Linked DNA regions of Homo sapiens: region 1 is linked to region 2. Evidence: read pairs that join two places in POLR2A ChIA-PET (ENCODE). Cell type or tissue: B cell. All regions are shown on one strand. Each heading gives the region's core, and the rest is flanking DNA. Links, peaks and the distances in the headings are about the cores only.

Region 1 (8,321 bases), core at 13-8,012, 90 kb after region 2:
GAGAGAAGCTGGCAAAAGAAATAGCAAGTGCAATGAACCAGACGTGAGAATGAACTTGAAGTGGTCAGGAATCAGATGGAGACCAGGGGCCATGGCTCACACCTGTAATCCCAGCACTTTGGGAGGCCAAGGCGGGTGGATCATCTGAGGTCGGGAGTTCAAGACCAGCCTGGCCAACATAGTGGAACCCCGTCTCTACTAAAAATACAAAAATTAGCTGGGCATGTTGGCGGGCGCCTGTAATCCCAACTACTTGGGAGGCTGAGGCAAAAGAATTGCTTGAACCCAGGAGGTGGAGGTTGTAGTGAGCCGAGATCACGCCACTGCACTCCAGCCTGGGCGACAGAGCGAGATTCTGTCTCAAAATAAATAAATAAACAAAAATGAAAAGAATTAGAAGGAACAGGGTGGCTGGATTCAAGGGATTGTGGGGAAGTGTCATCAGATGTGGCTGAAGAGGTAGGTTGAGATGGGCATCATAGACTCTGTGAAGAACTTAAGAACCTCCTCTTCCAGGAAGCCCTTCTTGACTGCATCAACTAGGTTTTCCCATCCCAGCCCTGTTCCCACTAGGTTGTTGCTCTTGGGGCACTGGCCTATCTGCTCCGCTGGCCTGTGAGCCCTCTGACGGCCAGGCCAGTCACCACTATGTCCTCAGCATCACCTAGCACAGGCCTGAGCACACAGGAGGTGGTCGGTAAATGCCCAGGTCATTCTGGCACTGCCAGCAAGCCCCAAGAAGCATCCCTTGCTCTGCCTCCCCGCCGCGCACCTCTGTTCCTGGGCGTAGCACCAGGGATTCCTGAGTTCCCCGTTTGGCCATTCACACTGGTTTCAGCCTAGCCTCTTTCATCCCATCCTCAAAGGCCCATGTGGGGAGGAGGCCGGGATCCAGCCGCCTCTGATGGGCTGCAGGCCGGAGGTGAAGGCTCTGAAGTGGGCAGATCAAACGCCATGTGGGTTGGGCCGCCGTTGGGGAGGCTGAGAGGAGACGCAGGTTCCCAGGCATGAGTGTGCAGGGTGGAGAACAGGAGAGCCAGGCCAGATGGGGACCAGCAAAGGGGCCCATATGTTCACCCGTCTTTATAATAACACAGCTTCCAATTGTTGATTCATTACGGCCAGGTACAGGGTTAATTTTTTTTTTTTTTTTTTTTTTGAGACAGGGTCTCACTCTGTCACCCAGACTGGAGTGCTGTGGTGACATCATGGCTCACTACAGGCGTGTGCTACCATGCCTGGTTTATTATTTTTAAAAATGTTTTGTAGGCTGGGTATGGTGGCTCAAGCCTGTAATCCCAGCACTTTGGGACGCTGAGGCGGACGGATCACCTGAGGTCAGGAGTTCAAGACCAGCATGGCCAACATGGTGAAACTCCATCTCTACTAAAAATACAATAATTAGCCGGGTGTGGTGGCAGGCACCTGGAGTCTCAGCTACTAGGGAGGTTGAGGCAGAAGAATCGCTTTAACCCAGGAGGCGGAGGCTGCAGTGAGCCAAGATCACGCCACTGCACTCCAGCCTGGGTGACATCACGAGACTCTGTCTCAAAATAGAAAAAAATGTTTTGTAGAAACAGGATCTCACTATGTCACCCAGGCTGGAGTGGAGGCACCGTTGTAGCTCAATCCAGCCTCGAACTGCTGAGCTCAAGTGATCCTCCCACCTCAGCCTCCCAAAGTGCTGAGATTATGGGTATGAGCCACCATGCCCAGCTAAAAGTCAATTCTTTTGATAGAAAGGTCAGAAGAGCAGAGAAGATCAAACAGCTGGTTCATGTGCTGATGGGAATGATCTGGATTTCTAGATTCCAGAAGAGAAGCAAGAGAGGAAAGTGGCTGGATTGTTGTCGTTGAGTAAGCAAGAGGGGAACCATCCCTAGGCTCAAGAGAAGAGGTCTTGAGAAAGAGTATATGGCAGCCAGGCGCGGTGGCTCACACCTGTAATCCAAGTACTTTGGGAGGCCGAGGCGGGCGGATCACGAGGTCAGGAGATCGAGACCATCCTGGCTAACATGGTGAAGCCCTGTCTCTACAAAAAAAAAAATTACAAAATATTAGCCAGGTGTGGTGGCAGGCACCTGTAATCTCAGCAACTCAGGAGGCTGAGGCAGGAGAATTGCTTGAACCTGGAAGGTGGAGGTTGCAGTGAGCCGAGATCACGCCATTGCACTCCAGCCTGGGCTACAAGAGTGAGATTCCGTCTCAAAAAAAAAAAAAAAGAAAGAAAGAAAGAGTATAAGGCACTCTGAGAGGCTGAGGCGGGCGGATCACTTGAGGCCAGGAGTTCGAGACTAGCCTGGCCATCATGGCGAAACCCCATCTCTACTAAAAATATAAAAATTAGCTGCTTGTGGTGGTGCGTGCCTATAGTCCCAGCTACTCTGAGGCACGAGAATCACTTGAATCCAGGAGACAGAGGTTGCTGTGAGTAGAGATCACACCACTCCACTCCAGCCTGGGTGACAGAAAAAAAAAAAAGAAAGAAAGAGTGTATAAGGCTGGACACAGTGGCTTATGCCTCTAATCCCAGCACTTTGGGAGGCGGAGGCTTTCAAATCACTTGAGGCCAGGGGTTTGCGACCAGCCTGGCCAACATAGTGAGACCTCACGTCCACTAAAAAAAAAAAATACAAAAAATTAGCTGGACATGGTGGCACACACCTGTAATCCCAGCTACTTGGGAGACTGAGGCATGAGAATCGCTTGAAACAGGGAGGCAGAGGTTGCAGTGAGTTGAGATCACACTATTGTACTCCAGCCTGGGTGACAGACTAAGACTCTTTCTCAAAAAAAAGAAAGAATATAGTTCAGCCGGGCACAGTGGCTGATGCCTGTAATTCCAGCACTTTGAGAGGCTGAGGCGGGAGGATGCCTTGAGCCCAGGGGTTTGAGACCAACCTGGGAAACAGCAAATCCCCGTGATATGATTTGGGTGTGTGTCCTAACCCAAATCTCATGTAGAATTGCAATACTCAGCCAGGTGCGGTGGCTCACGCTTGTAATCCCAGCACTTTGGGAGGCCGAGGCGGGTGGATCGCAAGGTCAGGAGTTCAAGACAAGCCTGGCCAAGATGGTGAAACCCCGTCTCTACTAAAAATATATAAATTAGCTGGGTGTGGTGGCACGTGCTTGTAATCCCAGCTACTCAGGAGGCTGAGGCAGAGAATTGCTTGAACCCGGGAGGCAGAGGAAACGCACAAAGCAAGGCAGCAAAAGCAGAGATCTATTTTAAAGGAAAGCACACTTCACAGGGTGGGAGTGGACTCAAGCTAGCAGCTGAAAAGTGTCCGTTACAGAATTTTTGGGGATTTGAATACCCTCTGGAAGTTTCCCATTGGCCTGTGACCAGTCTGATTGGTTGTAGGAGAGGACCAATTCGAATGAAGAGTAGGCCTGTAACCAGTCTGATTGGTTGTGGGAGAGGACCAATTAGAATGATGCATAGGCCCGCAGCCAGTCTGATTGGTTGCAGGAGGGGGCCAATCAGAATGAAGAGTAGGCTCAGGACCAGTCTGATTGGTTACAGGAGGGGACCACTCAGAGGTACTTTCATTTTTCAACAGCCATGCAGAAAAAGGAGGGTTTGAAAGGGGAGTAGCCTCTGATATCCAGTCATCATGAATTGGCCTTAGGCTCTCTGGCTCCAGACCCTATTCTCCTGCCTCAGTTAGAGTGATGCAAGGAGGGCCTTGAGCTGAGGAATGTGGACAGCTTCCTGAAGCTGGACAGGGCAAGAGAGCCTCCAGGAGAAGCCCTAGAGTCTCCAGAAGGGATGCAGCCCAGCCAACACCTTGATATTAGCCCTGTAAAACCCATTTTGGGGGCCTGGGGCAATGGTTTATGCCTGTAATCCCAGCACTTTGGGAGGCCGAGGCAGGAAGATCGCTTGAGCCCAGGAGTTGGAGACCAGCCTGGGCAACATAGGAAGAGTCTCTACAAAAAATTTTTTAAAATTAGCCGGGCATGGTGGCACACACCTGTAGTCTCAGCTACTTGGGAGGCTGTGACAGGAGAACTGCTTGAGCCCAGGAGGCTGAGGCTGCAGTGAGCCATGATCAGGCCACTGCACTCCAGCCTGCATCATAGAGCCAGACCCTGTGGTAAAAAAAAAAAAAAAAAAAAACCTCCAGAACAGTAAGGTAGTAAATAAATCTGTCTCCTATGGAGCCACTAAGTGTATGGTCATTTGTTACAGGAGCAATAAGAAACCAATACCCTTGGCTGTGCACGGTAGCTCACCCTTGTAATCCCAGCACTTTGGGAGGCCGAGGCAGGCGGATCACCTGAGGTCAGGAGTTCAAGACCAGCCTGGCCAACATGGAGAAACCCCGTCTCTACTAAAATACAAAAAAAAATCAGCTGGGTGTAGTAGTGGTGGGCGTCTGTAATCCCAGCTATTCAGGAGGCGAGACTGAGGCAGGAGAATCACTTGAACCCGGGAGGCAGAGGTTGCAGTGGGCCGTGATCACGGCACTGCACTCCAGGCTGGGTGACAGAGCGAGACTTCGTCTCAAAAAAAAAAAAAAACAAAAAAAGCCAGTCACAGTCTGCATGGAACAGAGGAAGAGCGGGTGGAAGATGAGGTCAGACAGAGAACAGGGAGCTGGTGAGTCATGGTGAAGATGTTGTCTTTTAGTGAGTGTGGCAGGAGCCACAGAAGGGATTTGAGGAGGAGAATGACATCATGTCACTTCTGTCAAAGGATTCTGCTGCCATATGGGGACCTTTCTGTTGGGGACAAGGGCAGAAGCAGCGAGGAGGTGACTGCAATTTTCCAGGTGAGAAATGATCATGGCTAGACTAGCTCTGGGGGTTCAGACTTTGTTTTTGTTTTTGTTTTTGTTTTTGTTTTTGTTTTGAGGTGGAGTCTCGCTGTGTCTTGTCCAGGCTGGAGTGCAATGGTGCGATCACGGCTCACTGCAGCCTCCATCTCCCAGCTTCAAGCGATTCTCCTGTCTTAGCCTTCCGAGTAGCTGGGATTACAGGCGTGTGCCACCACACCTGGCTAATTTTGTATTTTTTAGTAGAGACGGGGTTTCACCATGTTGGCCAGGCTGATATCGAACTCCTGACCTCAGGTGATCCGCCTGCCTAGGCCTCCCAAAGTACTGGGATTACAGGCGTGAGCCACGGCGTCCAGCCTTTGGGGGGTCCGACTTCGGGTGCATTTTGAAGGTCAACAGGATTTCCCCTGGATGGGATGTGGGGTGTGAAAGCAGAGAGGAGTCATGAGCCCTTTCTAAGTTTCCAGACAGCATGCTTGAACACACGATGGTTTCTCTGGGGCTCAAGGACATTAGGCTACTCCTGGCCCTTAGCGTGTAGCTGTACACAGGAAGTGTCCTGCTGTGCTGTATTAATTAAAGTGGATGTTGTCAGCCGAGTTGGAGACATCCCGGGGGAGGAAAGGCCGGGCTGACCCTGGTTAACTTCAGGCAGGTGTCAGGCATGCAGCGAATGTCATCTTCCGCCTCTCATTCTCCCTCTGGGCTGGGCCTGCCTCTTCTTTCCCCAGCTAGCAAATAAATCATCTCTCCCATCTCCACCTGGAATTCATTCTCACTCATGTTTAATGAGGCTACCACACCCTTCTGCCAGGTGTGTCTTCACCCAGGTCGCTGATAACTACAAATAGGTTATATTTCAACTCTTTTGAGTATGCTGTGAGGTAGAGATCCAATTTCCTGCTGCGTGTGCAGAACAGAAGACAACTGTCTCAAACAAAAAGAAAAACCAAAACAATTATTTTAGGCCTGGCGCAGTGGCTCACACCTGTAATCCCAGCACTTTGGGAGGCTGAGGCAGGAGGCCGAGCTGGAGCTCAGTAGTTCGAGACCAGCCTGCGCAACATAGGGAGACCCCTGTCTCTGCTAAAAATTTTAAAAATCAGCCTAGCGTGGTGGTGCACGCCTGTAGTCCCAGCTACTAGTGAGACTGAGGCAGGAGTGATGGCAGTGGCTGCTGTCATTACACCGGCTGCAGCAGGGAGGTGCGGCTGGGGCTACACACTCCATGGAGCCGGTGGAAGCCCTGCCCCTTCTGAGCTGTGGTGGGAGTTCCCCAGATGCCACTGCAGCCGCCCAAACCGCCACTGTGGATTGAGCCTTCCTGTGCTCTTGCAGGGGCCAGAAGTAGGTAGGGTCTGCCCTCCCGGGTGCAGCTGCAGCTGCCCCCATGGCTGCCAACCTAGGCCTCCAGCTCCACAGAGTGAGCAAGAGCCGGGGACAAGTGGGAGCCCCACCCCTTCCGAGTTGGCAGGGCAGGAGCTCCCCGGATGCAGCTGTGGCCGCCCTCTGAGGCTGAGGACCTGGGCCTCTCTGCAGCCTGCACTCTCAGAGGCCGGGAAGGCCCCCCCAATCTCTGCAGACTGCTGGGTGTCTTCTCCTGCTGCCTGGCCTCTCTTCTCTCCCAGCGCCAGCTCTGATCTGGGATCGGGGTTGGGGTCCAGTCCTGGGGCCATGAATGGCAGCAGGAGGCAGACGGATTCCTGGGCAGAAGTTGGTGGGGGGTCCCTAGTAAGGCCCCACCTTCTTGCCAGGGAGGGCCTGAAGGCTGGGGGCCAGGCTGCCAACCCCACAGACAAGAGTGGGGACTTGTACCTCCTCTGGGCCCACGCATGGCAGCCCATGGACCAACCAGCACGTACTTCCTCCTCTCTGAGGTCCATAAAAGCCCCAGGCTCCACCAGAGCAGGGCAGAGGGCAGAGGACAGAGAGACAATGGGATTACCACCTGCACAGAGGAGCTACCCTCTCTACTGAGAGCTTCAGAGACCTGCAGAGACGCCTACATGACCTGCCTGCCGAGAGGAACCACCCTCTTCAGGGCCTCATCTCTGCTGAGAGCTGAACACTCGATGGGGTGACCTGCCTACTGAGAGGAGCTGCCCACTGACGGTCTCCTCTGAGCTGTTCTAAGACTAAATAAAGCTCCTATTCATCTTCTTCACCCTTCACTTGTCTGTGTACCTCATTCTTCCTGGACACAGGACAAGAACTTGGGCAAAGGCACTGCAGCCACAGAGGTTTCTGGCCAGAAAAGCAACACCCCAAAGATCCCGTAACAGGAGGATCACTTGAGCCCAGGAGGCGGAGGCTGCAGTGAGCTGAGATTGCACCACTGCACTCCAGCCTGAGTGACAGAGCAAGGCCCCAACTAAAAAACAAAAAACAAAAAAAGCCCAGATATTTTATAATAAAAAAAAAATTTTATGGCTGGCCACGGTGGCTCACGCTTGTAATCCCAGCACTTTGGGAGGCCAAAGTGGGCAGATCACTTGAGGTCAGGAGTTTGAGACCAGCCTCACCAACACGGTGAAACCCCATCTTTACTAAAAATACAAAAATTAGCCAGGCATAGTGGCACACGCCTGTAATCCCAGCTACTGGGGAGGCTGAGGCACGAGAATTACTTGAACCTGGGAGGCAGAGGTTGCAGTGAGCTGAGATCGTGCCACTGCACTCCAGCCTAGGCAACAGAGTGAGACTCTGTCTCAAAAAAATAAAATAAAATAAAATAAAAAATAAAGTGAATGGGAAGACACAGAGTCTAGCACTCTAGAAATCTGGGTTCCAGTCTCATCTGCTCATTGTGTGTCCTTGGGCAAATGATCTTCCTTATCTACAAAGAGGAGATAATACTCAGAATTGCAATGCTAATACCAAGAGCCACTTCACAGCGTCATTACAAGATTAAATGGGATTATGCCTTTAAAGCCTTGGAAGCTGCTGGGCCTAGAGCAGGAGCTCCCCCTAACAGTTCAGAAGCTTCCTTGAGGCTGGGCTCGGTGGCTTACACCTGTAATTCCAGCACTTTCGGAGGCAGAGGTGAGCAGATCACTTGAGCCCAAGAGGTTGAGACCAGCCGGGGCAACATGATGAAACCGCCATTTCTTTTTTTTTTTTTTTTTTTGAGACTGTGTCTCGTTCTGTTGCCCAGGCTGGAGTGCAGTGGCGCGATCTTGGCTCACTGCAAGCTCTGCCTCCTGGGTTCACACCATTCTCCTGCCTCAGCCTCCCAAGTAGCTGGGACTACAGGCGCCCGCCACCACGCCTGGCTAATTTTTTTTTTTTTTTTGTATTTTTAGTAGAGACGGGGTTTCACCTTGTTAGCCAGGATGGTCTCGATCTCCTGACCTCATGATCTGCCCACCTCGGCCTCCCAGTGTACTGGGATTACAGGCGTGAGCCACCGCGCCCGGCCTTGAAACCACCATTTCTACAAAAAACACAAAAAATTAGCCAGACTTGGTGGCATACACCTGTAATCCCAGCTACCCAGGAGACTGAGGTGGGAGAATCACCCAAGCCTGGGAATTC
Region 2 (8,321 bases), core at 299-8,298:
TCTAGCAGGCTCAGGGGCACCTCCCTACCTGTGAGCCCGGAAAGCATGTATAGGTTCCACATCTAGCGCCGCATTCCTGTGGGATGACAGAGGAGCCTGATGTCACTGAGACCCTGTCACCCCCGTCCCCAGATGCCCCTGCCCCCGGCTCTGAGCTTGCTGCCCTCACTTCTTGGCCGTGACCGCCTTCTGCAGGTTCCAGAGCTTGAGCGTGCCGTCCTCGGAGGCGGTGAGCAGAGCCGACTGGCTGTGGTGGAAGGCCAGGGAACGAATGCCGTCGTAGTGCGAGCGCAGGGTGAACTTGGGGTTCCACGTCTTCTTAAAAGCATCTTTGCTGTCAGACAGCTGGGGTTGGGGGGAGCTGCCTCAGTGTCTTCGCATCCATCCCAGCAGTCATGCAGACACCGACACCCAGGGCTTGAGGGCCCCTGTCTTCCACCCACATGACCCTGGCAGGAATGCCCTCAGAGCCTGGGCTCCAGCCGGGAACTCTCCCCTTCCTCTGCTGGGCAGAGTCTCCATGCTCGCCCAACAAGTCCCCACACTGCGCTGGGTTCTGGAGAGACAAAGGTGAGCCTGACCCCTTGGGGTCTTGCAGTTGAGAGGAAGGGGAATGGGGGACACAACTGGACCATCCCACAAGTGTGCAGGATCATCAGCCATGAGCAGGGCAATGAATTAAAGATGCACAGAGAGACATCAGGCAGCCTGCCCTCCTCCCTGGGGGCCACTGAGGCTTTCCTGAGGAAGCACGAGCCAGCAGGACTTCACAAGATAAGGAGAGGGCCCTGGAGAGGGAAAGGGCCCGTGCAGAGGCCCTGAGGCAGCAAGGGCGAGCCCAGGCCTGAGAGGTCAGTGGTACAGGCTGCAGGAGGCAAGGAGAGTGGCAGGGGATGAGACAGGTGCTGGGTGGTGAGCCCCGGAGGAATGCGCATTTCATCCTAAGAAAAAGCCTCAGAGAAACAAGGAGCCGGGGAAGTGTTTAGAGCAGGGGAACGACATGGCTTGTTCCTGCCACCCCTGAGAGGCTCAGATTAGGGGCAGGTAAAAGTAGCCACAGACGGGGCACAGTGGCTCACGCCTGTAATCCCAGAACTTTGGGAGGCCAAGGCAGAACGATCATTTGACCCCAGGAGTTCGAGACCAGCCTGGGTAACATAGGGAGATCCCCTCAAGGAGCAAAAAAAAAAAAAAAAGGTAGCCTCAGAGAAAGAGGTTGAGAGGCCAGGAAGTCCCAGGGGAGATGAGGGCATGGAGACCAGACACGTGACCATGAAGGGGAGGCAGTGCACAAGTGGGAGAGCTGTGGGGGCCTCTGTCCACCACGCTGCATGCGCCCTGGTGCCGCTCACCCAGCAGGGGACCCGGAGAGGGCCAGGTTCCGGAGAGATGACGAGCAGAGTACCAGGCAAGCCTCAGCACCATGCCCCAAGATGGGCTCCCAGCTGACGTCCCTGCCTTAGCTGTCCCTTCTGCCACAGTTCTTTAGGGTCAGAGGATCTGCTACTGTGTGGTTCACTCACCCCCTCCCCTAGCGGGGCTCAGAACACTGCACTTCCCCAAGATGAAATGACATCTTGGGGCGTGCAGAGGGACCCCATGGCACACTCCACTTCTCAGGCCTCTGCTCTGACCCCCCTTCCTGAATCTCACAGCAGTCCCCACCCAGCCTTACTAGGGTCACCAACACTGGAAATCCCATTCTGTCACAGTAAAATGTGCACATACACCCACACCAAAAGCTCCCAGCTGGCCAAAGGCTCCCAGCTGGCCAAAGGCTCCCAGATGGCCAGAGGCCCGTCCACTGAGGCCCGGAACATTTCATTTCAGCCCAGCTGCCCATTCACACTAGATTGGCCTGACTTGGCAGAGCAGGGGGTGGCTACAGGTCATCTTCCTGCATTCCAAATCACCAGGGTGGGAGGGGCAGAGTGGAGGAGCCGTGGAACTGTGATTAAAACACAGGCTCCAGAGTCTTCCAGGCCCTGCGCCTTGGCGACCGCAGTCAAGTCCCTCCACTGTCTACATCTGCACCCCTCTGTGAAACAGGATGAGCAGGGCACGGGCGGCACCCAGTCAGAGCTTGCAGGGGCTGGCCCTGGGCGCAATGCCAATGGGGACAGTGTGGGGGGCACCCGGAGAACTTACATCGCAGCTGAGGTCGTTGTCGTTGGTGACGGTGAGATCTGCCAAGTCCCCCAGGCTCACCTCCCCGCCCCCGATAGTGTCCATGATGAAGACGTCTGAGGAGAAGCCAAAGGAACCTGGTAGGGGGAGGGGAGGGAGGGGCAGAGAGGGCCAGGGAGAGAGAGAATGACAGAGAGAGGCAGAGAAAGAGATAAAGAGCAAGAGAGAGAGACGGGGAGAGGACAAGATGAAGAATCACAGCTGGAAAGAGACAGAGAGACAGACAGGGCAGGACAGACAAAAAGAGAGGGAGACAGACAGACAGACGAACTTTTGGGGCAGGGAGGCTGCAGACTGGAGGCTGGGCCTCGACCCTGAAGACACAGAAGCCCTGGGCTCAGCTCTGCAGCCTCCCTCTGCCATGGGCCCGCAGGACTGGGACCAGGTGGGGGGTGCCTCTTACCTTCATGTGGCCGGGGCTGGGGTGTGCCAGGAGGCGGGCCAGTCACTTTTGGGGGCAGCCCATCCACATCCCGCAGGTCAGCCAGAATGCCTTGGAGTTTGACCCGACGGCTTTCTGCAGGGTCGAGGCATAGGGCCGGAGTCACCCAGCAGTTCCAACCCAGTCTGGCATAGGTGACGCCTTCCCCACACTGAGGGCCCCCTGCCACTCTGTGGGGCTGTGAAGCTCTGGCCCTGGGGGAGGGGGGGAATGGGCAGAGGAGAGGAGGTTGATTGGGCCCCTCCGTGGGGCAGTGGGCAGGTCACTGCCTTGCCTAGGCCTCAGGCCCCAGCCACCCATCCCACGTATCCTGAGAGCCCTCCTAGCTAGGAGTCACAGGACAGGGAGGAAGATGCGGCCCTCCCACCTGCCTCTCCCCGACTGGGTCCTCATCCTGTTCCCTCCTTGAGGCCAGCCAGAGCTGGACGCCCGCCCTGGAGGGCTGGCGGCCCCACTTCAGGAAGAGCCAGGACTGCCTGCGTCTCCATGGGGATTTTCCAGGGAAGGGGTGAGGGGCCGGCGGCCATGACCTGGGCCTCCTGCTCTCCTTGGCTACCCTCCTCTCAGGAAACATATCCGTCCGGTAGAGAGACCCTGTACAGGAAGCAGCTGCGGGCAGCTGAGCCTGCTCCCACCCCCTCGGTGGGGAAGGCAAGCGGGGGCTGGCCAGAAAACGTCAGCTCACCCAGCTCATGGGGGCTCCCATCCACAGTGCACCGCCGAGGGTCTGGAGCCCCTTCCCCATCCTCTCCTGAGCCCAGGAAATCAAACTCATTGATAGCATCCTCAGAGTCGTCTTCCTCATCCTCGTCTTCCATTTCGGGCACCAGAGCCTTGGATGGGAGCTGGCACATGGAGAAAGCCAGACAAGTCAGGGGGCCTCTTGTCCAGAGACTAAGCCACCTCCGTGCCTAGGAACAGGTAAGCCGGGGCTCTGGGCCCGTTTCTGTTCATGGGGCTGCCTCAGCCGCCAGCCAGCTGCCCTGGAGCGCCCCCTGCTGGGCCTTGGACAGCTGCTACCACTAGGGCCGGTCGGCCTGACCCCACCCTCACGCAGTCCTTCCCCTAGCCAGGGCTCAGCCTGCTCCAGTCCCCCAGCAAGGTGCCTCGGATGAAGAAAAGTCAGATAATGCAACAATCTGCCTGCAGGGAGGGCAGATATGCACTGGTGTCCGTGTGTGAATATACGGAGGTGCAAACAAGTGAGGATGAATGGACCACAGCATTGCAGCGATAAACACAGCACCAGCAGCCGTGCTGGCACAAGAGCAAATTCCACTCACTGAATGACCACTGACTACCCCTCGCAGACACGACTTCACTTAACCCCCAACCCTGCGAACAGCTACCGTGAACACTGTCATTATCATTCCCACATTACAGGCCAGGAGACAGGCTGAGCAGCAGGAACCCACTTGCCCTAGGTCACCAAGGCCAAGCTCTGCCCACTGTGAACTCCTCCAGGGCGTGGCTGACCCCTTCCACATGTCAGCCCCCCAGGCTGAGTTTGGCGACACCTCTCGGGCACCAGTGAGGGGCCAGCCTCTGACCTGCATGGGGGGGACCAGAGGGAAGGGGCATGGAGAAGACCTAGGGCCAAGGTTTATTCAACACTTGTGCAAAGAATGGGGAAGGGGAGGGTTTAGACAGCATGCCCAGAAAGGCAGCGGCCGGGCTCAGGACTCCAGAGGAGAGAACCACCACAGGTGCTCTGAGGGGCACACGAGTGGCAATTGTGCTCTGCCAACAGTGCCTGGAACCATGAGGGCTCCACCACTACCAAGTGCCACCAGCGCCACTAACACCTACTGAGCACTTGGGGGACAGCCACCATGCAGCTGAGGGCTTCCTGGGCACCAGCTCATTCTAATTAAATCCTCAACAACTCAGACGGAGGGACTCAGCCCCATCTAAAGGGTGAGGAGACTGAAGCCAAGACAAAGAAGTGTGGGCCAGAACTCACGCAGCTGGGCCAGGGCCCCCTGGGAGCCATGGGCAGTCCCCTGGGTTCCCAGCTGGGCCTCGATGGAGGGCTGCTGCGTAGAGACAGAGAGCCCTACCCAACCAGCCAGCCCAAGGGTGTGGGCCCGAAGGGGTGCAAACACCACGGATGATTCCTGATGGAATGGGTGGAGGGGTGGAAAAGGACTAGAAATTCTCAGAGGGGTGGGAAGGACCAAGCGTCTGGACCAGGGGCCAGCATTTGAGACCCTGGACTCAGCCCTCCTGCTCTTCCTCTAGGCCTCCTGCAGTGCTGCGGCTCCGTGCACACCACTCTACTTGGGGTGCGACTCTGTGCTGAGCCACACTGGGGATACTGGAGATGCAGTGGAGGCCCACACAGGCCCAGTCCCTCCCAGGGAGAGGTCAGGAGGAATACAGACCAGACAGGGAGGACCCCAGAGTGGCCAGGGCCAGGGAAGGGAGCCCAGGGTGAGTCAGAGAAGGCTTCCTGGAGGAGGGGGTGTCTGAGCTGAGTCTAAAGGAGGAAAGAAAGGGGACCTAGGCAAAGGGACCCGCTAATGGGAAGCCCGGGGCTCAGGGAAAGCTCCGAGGCCATCTGCCACAGGTGCCTCCTTCATAGGCACATGCCCCTGCCTCCACCACAACGCGTCCTTCTGCACATGACTATTTACAAGGCCGCTGCTGGCCACAAGCTCCTCCAGGCCAGGGCCTGTGTGTCTCCATATCCCTGCTGCCAGCACACACCGCAGCCCCTGAAGGCCCAGGCTGACTCGGAAGGGCTTCGATCAGGTCACACCCAGGCCAGGCTGTGCAGGGCATGGAGGAAGGGCTCACCTTCACACGCTGCTTCTTGTGCTGCACGCTGTCCAGCTCATCGTCCTCGTCGCTGTCTTCGTCCTCGCAGTTCTGCAGGAAGGGGATCTGCCCCAGCACTGAGCCGCCCAAGCGCTCTTTGCCATCTTTGCCTGCCGCGTTCCTGCCAAAGACAGCAGAGCAGAGGAGGCATGAGTCCTGGCAGGTGTCAAAGCTCAGATAGGAAGGTGCCCTCCCAGGCTTGGTGGCCAGAGCCCAGACCCAGCTAACCCCCTAACCCCTGAGCAGCCTTGACTCTGGTCACACACAGAGCCCCAACCCCAGCCTCTGCCCAACAAATGCTCATTCCAACTGGAAGCCTCACTCAGACCGCAAACGGGGCCCAGCTCCTCAATGACCGCCGACCTGAGTTTCAGAGGGCCAGCCCCCAACCCTGGTCACAAATCTCCATCCTGTGCTGAGTCAGAAGGAAAGCTGGATGAGAAAGTGCCACTGACTCAGCAGTCCCCATTCCCACAGCCCAGTCAGACCACAAGGGCAGGTCAGGCAGGAGGCAAACACGCCCTGCAGGAAAGAGGAACCGGCCATTCTACAAATGCTCTGGGAGGCGCCGAAAGCCAGCCAGCCTCGCGCAAGCAGGGGCGCCGGCGATCCCTGCTACCCAGGAGCCTGCACTATCCCCAGCAACAGATGGCACTCCTCCTTCCACCTCCTGGCTTCCAACTTCATGACAAGTTATAGCAGAGGAGGTACTGACCCAGCCTGACTGCGGGAGAAGGCAGGGTGCAATTCCAAGTGCAGATCGACGAAAACGTCCCCCCTTTCTGCCATCAGGTTGATGCCCTGGAGGTCTTGTCAACTGCCAGTTACCAACGGGTGCAGAGGTCACTGCAGATGTACCCTCTCGCCTCACGGCTGCCATCACCAGAGCTCCACTCCATCCTCAGAACACTCGCTGCACTTGCAGCGGGACACAGGACTCCATTCTCACCGGCCTTCCTCCCACAACGACACTGACACGCCGCACAGGCTCAGCCTCTTTCTCAGCTTCCTCCTCCTGTTCCTCCCTCCAGCCTCTAAGTGGGAGAGCACCCGGGCAGTCCCCAGATCTCTTCTCTGCGTCATCTACACTCACTCCTGCAGGCACTGCAGACGGCCATGGCTTTCCAAAGAATGCCCATGTGCTTGTTCAACTAGACCTATGTTTAGGGGCCAAATGCCCCGCAGCTCCAGACGAGCTCTGCTTCTCCACATGGGGGTAAACAGGCCCCTCACACTTCACACAACCTCGGCGGCCCCCAGAACTTCCACTCCCAGGCTTCCCCGTCTCAGGGGATGCTGCTCCAATGGCTCACACCAAACCCTGGAGTCGCTCGTTTCTTTTCCTCTCCCCTTAGCTGCAGTCCTTCAGTGTCGACTGCCTGAAAGCCTCTGGGGAAGCTGACACCTCTCGCCTCACCACCGCTAAAGTCCATCAGCTCTGTCCCAGACATCGAGCCATCTCCTAACTGGTCCGCCTGCCTCCTCTGTGACCCTCCCACACCTCTCCTTCTCAGAGTGGATCAGGTACGTCAGATTATGTCACCCCGCTGCTCGAAAGCACTGGCTTCCCACAACCCTGAGTCAAACTCAGACTCTATCCCAGCCCAAGGCCCTGAGTGGCTGACTCCTGAGACCACAACCTCCCCGCAGCCCACGCCTCACTGCCTGCGGCCATGCCGGCCTCGTGCTGCTTCTGTGCAGGCTGCGTCTCTCCTGCCTCTGGACCTCGGGGTTCACTGTGCCCTCTGCCTAGAACATTCTCCTCCCAGCCACTCGTGTGGCTTACCCTCCATTTAATGCCCACAGAGGCCCTCCCTGCCCACCCCCTGCAGAGGAGCACATATTGGCCCTCGTGGTCTCCATCGTGCTTAGCATCACCTACGTGGCCTCACTTGTTCTGCTTAACTGACAATTGCTGATGAGAGTGAACAAGCCAGAGATTCCTGAGGGTGGCGACCACGTGTGCTCCACTCCCTGCTGGCGAGGCACCCAGGGTGTGCCTTCGGTAAGCACCCCACTCGACCGAGAAGCGGGCAGGCCTGAGTATCAGGACGGGGGCAGGGCTGGAGATGAGGCCATGGCGAAGTGTGTGGAGGGAACCCAGGACAGAATCCGGGGGATCCCAGCAGTGAAGGGACTCAGGGTTTCAGAACAAGGGAGCCCACGGCATACTCCAGGAGGAGGGGCCGCCAGGGCACCCAGCGCCATCAGCTGACACTCTGACCCTGGCCTTCACCAGCAGTCAGGAGGAACAGAGAGACACACCTGCCATGTCCACGGGCTCACCTCTTTATCTGCTCCTCGATCTGTTTCACCAGCAGCGACTCCCCACCACTGAGCCCTGCAGGGCCTGGTGGAGCCCTGGGGGCCCCTTCACTCGGCTCCACTGCCCCGTTGAGCTCCAGCGAGCGGCCCAGCAGGGAACGGACGCGCTTGGACCGCATGTCGAGGATGGTGTCTGTGTAGCCCACCTCTTCCAGGTACCTGCAGGGGTGCAGAGCCACGTGGGTCAGACATCCCCTGGGCTTCTTCATGTACCACAGGGGCCAATGCAAACCGAGACAACCTCTTAAGGGGCCACTTAAGAGCATACACCAAAATCTGACATAAGCACACCCTCGCTCCAGCAGTTCCCCGTCAAGGCTATTTCCAGTGGAAGCCCTTGTACACACACACAATGCTATGTGTGAGGGTGCTCCCTGCACTGCTGTATGGGGAAGCCGAAGCACAGGGACCAGCCTCAGCACCCACCGACAGGGGCTGTGTCAGCAAATGACTCATAGCGCTGCAAGGCAGAAGATCAACAGGGCAGAGCCTTAAGGGAAGCTGGCCACGGTAAACAGCAGAACGAAAACGCTAAGTTCTATGATCC

What was found. ChIA-PET counts read pairs that join two places held together with the same protein. Peaks named below come from ENCODE experiments on the same cell type or tissue, not always from the same donor. Only the 100,000 strongest peaks of a DNase experiment are listed, where the experiment ranks them.
Region 1: POLR2A ChIA-PET joins it to region 2 with 11 read pairs; 10 of 35 experiments call an interaction of 5 or more read pairs at or near these places.

What each region holds. Positions count from the first base shown.
Region 1 is chr19:46,815,511-46,823,831 of GRCh38, forward strand. No RefSeq gene overlaps it. Among named protein-coding and RNA genes, the nearest start is that of SNAR-E, 11 kb to the right of the region's middle. RefSeq lists enhancers at 6,060-6,179, 6,350-6,409. In B cell, for the core only: no CTCF peak of the experiment used is centred there; DNase peaks (open chromatin) are centred at 6,181 and 6,741; H3K4me3 peaks cover 1,516 bases; H3K27ac peaks cover 3,971 bases.
Region 2 is chr19:46,725,304-46,733,624 of GRCh38, forward strand. It overlaps STRN4 (striatin 4), which reads right to left. Exons shown (of 18, transcript NM_013403.3): 5 at 7,736-7,933; 6 at 5,429-5,570; 7 at 3,315-3,474; 8 at 2,591-2,704; 9 at 2,149-2,243; 10 at 170-345; 11 at 29-76. Among named protein-coding and RNA genes, the nearest start is that of PRKD2, 12 kb to the left of the region's middle. RefSeq lists enhancers at 42-586, 2,217-2,760, 3,305-3,848, 5,285-6,484, 5,949-6,766. In B cell, for the core only: CTCF peaks have their summits at 3,623 (motif pointing left) and 3,830; a DNase peak (open chromatin) is centred at 3,618.